2 separate regions of the Homo sapiens genome follow, and region 1 is linked to region 2. Evidence: read pairs that join two places in POLR2A ChIA-PET (ENCODE). Cell type or tissue: Panc1. All regions are shown on one strand. Each heading gives the region's core, and the rest is flanking DNA. Links, peaks and the distances in the headings are about the cores only.

Evidence for each region. Peaks named below come from ENCODE experiments on the same cell type or tissue, not always from the same donor. Only the 100,000 strongest peaks of a DNase experiment are listed, where the experiment ranks them.
Region 1: POLR2A ChIA-PET joins it to region 2 with 11 read pairs; 3 of 35 experiments call an interaction of 5 or more read pairs at or near these places.

What each region holds. Positions count from the first base shown.
Region 1 is chr5:125,070,400-125,075,786 of GRCh38, forward strand. All of the region lies in intron 2 of LOC101927421 (a long non-coding RNA gene), which reads left to right. Among named protein-coding and RNA genes, the nearest start is that of ZNF608, 330 kb to the left of the region's middle. In Panc1, for the core only: no CTCF peak of the experiment used is centred there; no DNase peak of the experiment used is centred there.
Region 2 is chr5:124,713,679-124,719,065 of GRCh38, forward strand. All of the region lies in intron 2 of ZNF608 (zinc finger protein 608), which reads right to left. Among named protein-coding and RNA genes, the nearest start is that of ZNF608, 30 kb to the right of the region's middle. In Panc1, for the core only: no CTCF peak of the experiment used is centred there; no DNase peak of the experiment used is centred there; H3K27ac peaks cover 3,096 bases.

The DNA of each region.
Region 1 (5,387 bases), core at 198-5,197, 360 kb after region 2:
CATTAAAGTTTGAGAAAATTAAAAAACTGTACACTTAGAGATAATAGAACATAAATTTGAGGGAAAAGAATAAACAGCAAAATTAAACAAAATATGAAAGAAAAGTTGAGACCTAGAAAATAAATTCAGAAGGTCCAATAGTTGATTATTAGATAGTATGAAAAAGGGCAAGAGAGAATTGTCATATAATGATGAGAGACAATTTATTATTGTTGAGAAAATACAAGTTTTTATTTTAGATAGATTCAAGTGTGGCCAAACAATCTAGACATTGACTTACAAAATATCAATAAAGCAAAGGTAATGACAAGACTCTGATAGCTCTCAGGAAAAAAAAGTTATGTAAAGTTGGATAACAAACAGATTGATATAAGATTTCTCTTTGGTAACAATGGGTATATAACACAATATCTTCAAAATGCTGAGGGAAATATTTTTTGAAGCTAGAATTATATATATAAACCATTTTAGTCCAGTATAAAGGTATAAATGAAGACATTTTAGAGAAGGTCACATAATGTTTCCCTTTTACATAGCCAATCTGAAGAAAATATTTGACAACATGGCTTACAGAAATGTAACGTGAAGCAAAAAACAATAGGAAGTCAAGAAATAAATGATGGAATTAACCCAAAGATATAAAGACTGGAATACAGGAATGCTAGCTAAGTAGTATGGAAAACAAGTCAAAACTAGCAGAAAATGCAAAGTACTCCAAGAATGACATCAGGAAGAGTGGAATGGATTAACTCAATTGCTACGAAAAGCTGGAAGATCTTATTGGCAAAATGAGGAAAACATGCAAATACTGATAAAGGGAAAAAATCTGTAAGGAAAGATTTGGCCAAGTATGAAGAAAACTGGGATATGGCATAATTTTGAGAAGTTGATGGACTCTAAGAAAACATATGTTCCCTTCAGTTCCCCTAGGATTCATCACATTGGATCGATAGATATGGAAATATAGTCTTACCATACAATGTGGCTTTTCCTAAGAAAATAGTTTTCTGACATTGGCACAATGTTTTTTATGCTTCAAATATCAGAATCAGCCTATAAATAAAGCACCAATGAATTATGTACAATTATGAAACAGCTTAAGTGTAATCAGATAATATTGTCTTAAAGAAAAGGGCAGGGGAAAACACCTGTAGCTGACAGAAGAAAGCAGGTTGTCATGAGGTAAGAATGTGGAGAATAGGATGGAGTAACCATAACTTTTATATTACATATTGAGATTAAGACATGCAATTAAAAGTTAATGGAAAGAGATATCGAGTTTTTGGTATATGAACTCTTAACTATAATAGGTAGATAGAATCTCTTTCTCTCAAATGAAAGAATGATCACAAATTGGGAAAATGAGAAGAAGCAGACTGCAAATGGGGGATGTGAAAGTGAGTGAATTCTCATTTTTCATAGCAGAGTATATATAGAATGTTCAGGATTAATAAGACATATAAATATTTATTTACAACTACATAACAAATCACTCCAAAGCTTTGTATTTTATTGTATTGTATTTTATTTATTTTTATTTTTGAGATGGGGTTTTGCTCTTGTTGCCCAGACTGGAGTGCAATGGTGCAATCTCGGCTCACCGCAACCTCCACCTCCCGGGTTCAAGCAATTCTCCTGCCTCAGCCTCCCAGTAGCTGCGATTACAGGCATGAGCCACCATGCCTGGCTAATTTTGTATTTTTAGTGGAGAGGGGGTTTCTCCACGTTGGTCAGCCTGGTCTCGAACTCTTGACCTTACGTGATCTGTCCACCTCAGCCTCGCAAAGTGAGCTTTGTATTTTAAAACAACAATAAACAAGGAATTTGCTGTGGCTTGGTTGGGGAGTTCTGGCTCAGTTTCTCAAGGAATTGCAGTCATCTAAAGGCTTGACTAGGATTATAAAATTTACTACCAAGATTGCTCACCATCCAACTTGATAACAGGAGACCTCAGCTGCTTTCTCCCAAGTGAGTAATCTAAGAAACCTGTTATTACCTAGCCCCAGAAGTCATACACTGTCACTTCTTTAATATCCTATTGATCACATAGGTCAGCTCTCTTCATTCCAGAAGTAGACTTCACAAGGGTGTGAATAACAGGAAGTGGGAATCATAGGGGGTCATCTTAGGAGCTTGGTACCATAAGCGGTATGCCTCTATTGTTTAGAGTTACGGAATAATGTTAGAGGTCTGAAAAACAATAAAGAAATGCCAATAAGAAGTTTTTTTTGGTACAATTTGCTTTTTTTCTGTAGGCACCTATTAGTTTGATTAAACTTAATCATTTTAAAGAAGCTCAGTGAGCTACAGGAGAACACAGACAACGAAATGAAATCAGGGAAATAATACACAAATCAAAGGAGATGTTCACCACAGAAATAGAAACCATATAAAGGAACCAAAAAGGAAATTCTAAAGCTAAAATGCACAATGACTGAACTAAAAAAAAAAATAAATCCACAGACAGCTACAACAGAAGACTTTATCAAGCAGAAGAAAGAATTAATGAGCTCAAAGACAGGGCATTTGAGTTCGTTCAAGTTAGAGGAACAACAACAAAAAAAGAATGAAAAATGTGAAAAAAGTCTCAAACTTATAGGACACTATCATATAAACCAATATATACATTATAGAAGTCTTAGAAAAAAACACACAAAGAGAAAGGGGCCAAAAGCTTATTTAAAGAAATAATGATAGAAAGTTTTCCAAGTCTGGAGAGGGAAATGAACACCCAGATACACGAAGTCCAAAGAACCCCAAATAGATTAAAGAGATCTTTGCCAAGACACATTGTACTCAAATTCTCAAAACTCAAAGAGAGAATTGTAAAAGCAAGAGAAAAGAAACTCATCACCTACAAGAGATTCCTCATAAGACTGTCAGTAGATTTCTCAGCAGAAACCTTTCATGCTGAAAGACAGATAATATATACAAAGTGCTAGAACAAACCCCTGACAACCAAGAATATCTGACAAGACTGTGATTCAGAAATAAAAGAGTGATAAGGACTTGCAAAGACAAACAAAAGCTATGGAAGCTCATCATCACTAGACTTGTCTTATAGGAAATGCTAAAGGAAGTTCTCCAAGTTGAAATAAAGGAACACTAACAGAGTGAAGACAATAAAACTACAAAACTCACTGTAAGAATAAGAATATATTCAAATTCACAGTATTTTAATACAGTAATGGTAAATTTTAAGACACTTCTAACTCTATAGAAGTTAAATGTCTAAACTATTAAAAATAACTATAGCTGCAATGATTTGTTAATATATGATCCATAAAAGATGAAAATTGTGACATCAATAACATAAAATGTGGGAAGAGAAGTGAAAATGTAGAGTTTTTGTATGCAGGTGAAGTTAAGTTGTTTTCAGCCTAAAATAGACTGTTATAAGACATTTTATGTAAGCCTCATGGTAGCAACGAAGAAAAAGCCTGTGTTAAAACCACAAGAGGTAAAGAGAAAGGAATCAAAGCATCCAATGACAAAAATCATCAAACTGTGAAGAAAGACAACACGAGAAGAATGAAAGAGACTACAGGCAGTCAGAAAATGATCAGCAAAAACCACAGTAATTACTTTCCTATCAATAATTTAAATTTAAGTGGATTAAATTCTCTAATCAAAAGACATAGACTGGGTGAGTGTATTAAAAGAAATCCAATAATATGCTACCTACAAGAGACTCATTTTAGCTTTAAGGACAAACCCAGGCTGAAAGTAAAGAGATGGAAGAAGAGTCCATGTAAAAGAGAGTGGGGTGGTTGTACTTAACATCAGACAAAATGATTTTAAGTCAAAAACTTCCTTAAGAGACAAAGAAGGTCATTATATAATGATAAAAGGGTTAATTTGTCAGTTGTTACAAATTGATCCTGTTATAAATATGTTACAAATATTGTTATGTCATATGTTATAAACATTGTAACAAAAATTAATATAAATTGATTATCTGTTAGACCACAAAAAATCTTGACAAATTCAAGAAAATTGAAATCATACCAAGTATTTTTTTTTCTGAAAACAACAGTATGAAACTAGAAATCAATAACACAAGGAATGTTTGAAAATTCACAAATACATGGAAGTTAAATAACATATTCCTGAATAACCAGTGGGTCATAGAGGAAATCAAAATAGAACTTACAAAACATTTTGAAACAAATTACAATGTAAACACAACACATCAAAACTTGTGGGGTATAGCAAAAGCTGTCCTAAGGGAGAACTTTATAGGAATAAATGCCTATATTAAGACAGAAGAGATTCCTGTAATGGCGGCTTCCTGGAAGGTAGTGTCATGTGGAACCTCTTAATCTCAGCACCTGGAGCTCCAGGAAGGGGAATTTCAAGTCAGATAGAATTCTATATATACCATTTCTTTGGAACCTTCAGCCCTCAAGATTCCAACATCATTACCTCAGTTTCAACACAGTTGTCCTTAGTCCTCATATCACTGCTTTTGGTGCTGCCTGTTGTCAAAGTGGTAGAAGCCAGTGATGCAATTGTCCTCTTGTTAGGTGTGGTTCTCAGCATTACAGGCATTTGTGCCTGCTTGGGGGTACATGCACGAAAAAGAAAATGGACAGATGTGACCTTGAAAGGCCTACTGAATCAAACCTCACCCTGAAAACCTTTGTGCTATAGAGGCTAAACCTGAGCTTTGGTATCTGAAAGTTTCCAAGAATCAGTAAATAAGGGAATTTTACATTTTTCATTGTTTCCATGAAATGGTAACAAACATACATAAATAAATTGAAAAAAATGTTTTCTTTACAATAAATAATGCACTGAAAAATACAGCCTATAATTTGTATTTGCTAGTTAGAAAGGAGGTCAAAGAAGTAAGATGGCTGAAATTTACGTAAGTAATATTTCATAGTTTTAGAATTCTCCAAGCATGCAAAATAGCAAGAAGGAAGTTCTTGCCCAGAATCTTAGGAAATCACCAATGTTCAGTTATAATCACTGTCTCCTGGATCATTGAAGAGTCTTTTCTGCATCTTTTTATAAGGTTTTTGTTTTGTTGTCTCCCAGGTTAATATTGTATTTAGATATCAGAGAGTCAGCCAAAAAGGGAAGCTTTTATCTCTGGGGAAAAATGTTTAGAAAAATGTATTCGGTGTATCTGATACTGAAATGCAGAAAAAAATTTAATGTTAAAAAAAACTATAGACATTGACATGGAAAAGAGATTTAATGTTAAGAAAAAAACTATATTAACTGAGTAACATCCTCCTAATGAGAAGTACTATATTAAATATAAACCCATTATATTGTAAAAAAAAAAAAAAATCTCAAGTAGAAACCTGACTTTATACCCCAAGGAACTAGAAAATAAAGAACAAATTAAGTGCAATGTCAGCAGAAGGAAGGAAATA
Region 2 (5,387 bases), core at 242-5,241:
TATCAGCCATTTACAGAAAAAATTTGCCAATCCTTGCTCTACTGAATTCAAGAGCTCATTTAGGTTCACTCTTGGACGTTAATATCTGTTGGTGGAGAGGGGGAGGGGAAGTTAACAGTATGTTGGAACAGGGCAGGAAGGAAGTGAAAAAGGAAGTAGGGAGTGGACAGAAGTGTAGGAGATTTTAAAAGTAAACATATAGATCCATCTCTGAATGAAAAATAATAATAAATGTACCTACTACTACCTAACTCTCTTAAAAAAACCTAGGAGTCATAAACCAAAAGAGATATGAGGAGCCACATTCCAGTTCTAACTTAAGCAGTCATAACATAAAACATTAAATATTTATTGAACATCTTTTTATTATACCAGCCATTGTGCTGGGTGCTAATGACAACCAAGACAGACAAGATCCCTCCCTTCACGGAGCTGACAAAGAAGTAAACTTTTTTAAAAAAAACAACATTGTCAATCTATGATACGTCTCTATTCCCAAAAGAAGAAACAACCATCCTATGTAATTGCAATGTGTTTTTGGTAACATTTTCAGTTTGAAAACCAGGATATTTTATCTTAATTGCCCCATAAGTGAATGAATTACATGAAAAAATCAAGTTCTCAAACACATTCTGTTGAGGACTAGAAATGAAACAAGCCCTCCTAGAAACTTGGAGTTCTTTCATCCAGAAGTCTAGTCATGGATGCACAACTAAGACCATCAGTCCCAGAAGCTACTTCTCACAGAGGATGACAGGTCAATGTCACACATCACATGTCTCACTAATGCTTTTGAACTGGGTAATATAGTGTAATAAATAGGAGTGTGGTCTCTGTGCTTCAATCTCAGATCATTTACTTACTAGTATAATCTTGAAAATTTACTTAACCTTTCTAAGCCTCAATTTCCTCACCTATAAAGTGGAGATTATAGTATTACCTAATTGTATTTAATGTAATAGACATATCAAACAAGAGATCCTACATAAAGCCCGTCGTAGTATCTCTATCATATAAGTGCTCAACAAATGTTAGTTATTATTGTCCTTGCCAATACCAATCTCAGTAACACATGTTCATAGGGCTTGCTTAATTTGTCACATGGCTAAACCAACACATTAAAAACATACTGCTGTAGTCTCTGAAAACCAGATGACAGTTTTCAAATTAAATGAAACACTTCAAAATACCTGGGGATGAATTTATAATTGAATATTTAAGGTTCTTTAGAACCAACTACATAGTAAGATTTTATTTGGAGGTAACAGTGATTTTTCTTCTTCTAAAAGCTGACATCCTAGGAGAAATCCCAGCCTAAGAATGAGATCAGGATCTTCTGCTTCTAGTGTTAACATCCATAAGAATTAAGAATGCTTGCTTCAGCTATTTCATAGGGGTACTTCAAGAATCAAATGAAATGGACTCTATGAAAATGCTTCCTCAGCTATTTTATAGGGGTACTTCAAGAATTAAATGAAACAACCTCTATGAAAATGGTCTCAAAAGAATGCCCAAATGTAAATAAAAATAAATGTTATTAACCATTTATTCTTGCACAGTTACCAAGTCAGCTCATTTACTCTTTAACACACAAAAAAAAATGATGCCACAAAGAAATGAAGGATAGCAGGGGTGGTAAACAGGATCACGCTCTCTTGGCATCACGTTTCCAGAATATTTATTATTTATTTTTACAAATGTGTCTAATATCCAAGTACAAGCACCCCACGGGTGACAGAGCTTGCCATATCTGCAGCAAAATAATTATTTCTATTATGCACTCCCTTAACCATTAAAATAATTTCTAGCTAGTTGACAAACACCTGCAATATAGTTTTAGCATTATCTAGACTACATTTAAATCAAGTTGATTTGAATCATGATTTAAATCAGTCAAGAAAAACTATTATCTTCTAAAATTAAAAAATGCATGCTTATTTTTTGCCATAATGGTAATATACACACTTCATAAAGCTCATAGATACATGTACGTATACTGCTTTTAAACAGAAAATATTATTTTTAAGTGGTGTAAAAAATCTTTTCAAATGTTATCATTATTTTTATTTTTAATATTACCAACCAGCCCTTACTTATGCATACATATCTTACGTAATGAAAACCATACTCCATAACTTTTAATGCATTTTTCTCATATTTTATAGCTGCATTACTCTAATATAGGCCGGGCGCGGTGGCTCACGCCTGTAATCCCAGCACCTTGGGAGGCCGAGGCGGGCGGATCACGAGGTCAGGAGATGGAGACCATCCTGGCTAACACGGTGAAACCCTGTCTCTACTAAAAATACAAAAAATTAGCCGGGCGTGGTGGCGGGCACCTGTAGTCCCAGCTACTGGGGAGGCTGAGGCAGGAGAATGGCCTGAACCCGGGAGGCGGAGCTGGCAGTGAGCCGAGATCGCGCCACTGCACTCCAGCCTGGGCGACAGAGCGAGAATCCGTCTCAAAAAAAAAAAAAAAAAAAAAGAAAAGAAAGAAACTCTAATATAGTTGCTTTACGTATCAAAACTAAATGAAGCATCTATTTAAATCACTGAATGGCTATCTTCTCTAAGTTAATCATGGGTATTTTTCCATAGCACATTAAAATCTAATAACCATAACCAAAACAACTTAAATTTAAATTGTTTCATTTAATAAAAAAAAAAAGAGGGGATTTCCTTCAACCACAAGTCATTTAAATAAGCAGCTTAGTTAAGCACCTTTGTTCATCAATGTTAATACTTATCAATAAACATTTATTCCCTGACTATAGTGCTTATTTTAATTACAGCCCTAAAATATACTAGGAAAAAGTAGTGCTCATGTCAAAGCCACTCTTAGGAAGTTGGGAAATAAACTTGCCACCTAGATTTAAGGTCTAAAAGTACTGGATATAAAAGGAAGTACTCAGTTAAATCTTACATGACTTTTGTTTTGGTGGAGTGGGGTAGGGTAGGATAGGTGAAATTTTTTCAGGTAGCTTTAGTGTTAAGTGCATTCTCCTGCATTCTTGCATTCTAGAGCTCTAATAACTCTTTAAACTTTAATAAGTTATTATTAGCCCCACTCCCAATCTTGGTCACAGAACATAATTTTATTCTGAGTAAAAGTTGTACATTTTGGCCGGGCATGGTGGCTCACGCCTGTAATTCCAGCAGTTTGGGAGGCCGAGGCAGGCGAATCACCTGAGGTCGGGAGTTGGAGACCAGCTTGACCAACCTGGAGAAACCCCGTCTCTACAAAAATACAAAATTAGCCGGGCCATGGTGGTGCATGCCTATAATCCCAGCTACTCAGGAGGCTGAGGCAGGAGAATCACTTGAACCTGGGAGACGGAGGTTGCAGTGAGCCAAGATGACACCATTGCACTCCAGTCTGGGCGACAACAGCAAAACTCCATCTCAAAATAAAGTAAATTTTGATTAAATATTTACCCTCTGACACATTTTAAAATTATATAAACTTCTCTTAAAAGAAATGTGATTTTTAAAATTCATTTTTGCTGGCCAGGAGCAATGGCTCATGCCTGTAACCCCAGCATTTTGGGAGGCCTAGGTGGGCGAATCACCTGAGGTCGGGAGTTCGAGACCCACCTGGCCAACATAGAGAAACCCTGTCTCTACTAAAAATTAAAAAAAAAAATTAGCCAGGCATGGTGGCAAGCACCTGTAATCCCAGCTACTGGGGAGGCTGAGGCAGGAGAATTGCTTGAACCCAAGAGGCGGAAATTGCAGTGAGCCAAGATTGCGCCACTGCACTCCAGCCTGGGCGACAGAGCGAGACTCCACCTTAAATAAATAAATAAATAAATTCATTTTTTAAAAATCACAAACCATTCTGATTTAACCATTTCTTTGCAATCTAATATTTGATCTCAAAAATTAAGCAAAGATTAACTAATGTTAGCAAAAAGGCTTTTTTGAGGCTCTGAAACAATACAGTCCAAGGACATGCAAAATAAAGAGCAATAAAATGAGCTTAGATATCATTTAGTCCTTTTTTGTTGTTGTTTTAGTTTTATAAATGAGGAAAGTTAACTCAAGACCACAGGAGTTTGTAGCCAATAAAGACCCAAAACTTAGCAGAAGTTCTCAAAGCCCACCATGTGCATGCGACATGCAACCTGGTTTCATCTCTGCAGTACACAGAGTTCTGGACAGATGGGGGACTCTGGGTGTGTCTGTGGCCAGGCAAGTGTCCCTATAGGGGCAGCGAAGGAGGAAAATGAATCCTATGGCTGGCACCTTTTCCTCTTATAAATCCTTTTTGCTTTCTCTTGCCTGTCTATAAAGCAGAATCACACCTTGACGCAGGGGCTCAACACATAACATGGCTGAGCAATTGGTGCTCTCTCACTACTCCACCCTGTCACAATCTGAGCACAGGCCCACATTCTGCAAACTTCCTTGCTGGTGGCCTCTTCTCTTCTTCTTTCAAAGTGGCATGGCACCAGATGCCATGGCCCCATTCCATTTACCTTGGAGTAGGTAGCAAAAGCAAAACTGGGACCTGCCATCCCAACTTGTACATCTTCCCACTGAAAGCAGGTCATCTTTCTCTGCTTAGCACTCTTTAAATGCCTTGTTAGGGGAACAAAAAAATTCTCTTTCACATGCGTTAAAAAGTCTAATATTTTGTCAAACAGAAATGAAAAATAAACCTAATCTAAGCTGTCAAAGAATCATGAAATGCCTCTGGCACTTCCATCAAAGTATGCAGAATTGTACGAACTCTTTGAAGAAATGAAACTGCAGTTTATCAAGTGTGATTTATAAGCAACACTGATTTAGCTGGTAGATAACACTGCTGTCTAATCATTAGTAGTCAGACAACAGCCATGTGAACACATCAATTATGGGCCACTGCCAAAAGCCCTTGAGATCTTGGAGATTAACAGCCAATCCTCTGTTTTACAAGCTCACATCAAAAAGAATATTAATAAGAGGAGGGGCGATGTGAAAGCTTGTCAGAGTAATTCAGCCACTAAAACAAGGCATTTTTTTTTCCTCTCTTCTCTGTTGAATTGGCCCAAGGAAGAAGCTGGCATCAGCTACAAAGTGCAATGCTGCCAATTTCTTGGAAAATGTTTTTCACTAGCATATGGGAACTTGTAAGGGTCTGCAAAACCGCTATTTGGTGAATAAAGACAGGCAAGCCTTCTCCATGTCCCTTTTTAATGCTGGAATGAAACAAATGGAGTCATTATTAAATTATTTTTAAATTAACATGCACAATAGGAAATCCACTGGCTTTTTCTCTACCCTCAAAATCAGAAATTTTGTAAAATCTCATTACATATATGCCATTTTTAATACTTCTGCCTTCCACCAATATGTAACTAAGAGAAACTACTAGTACGGACCTGCACATTAATGAGTTTCTTGAA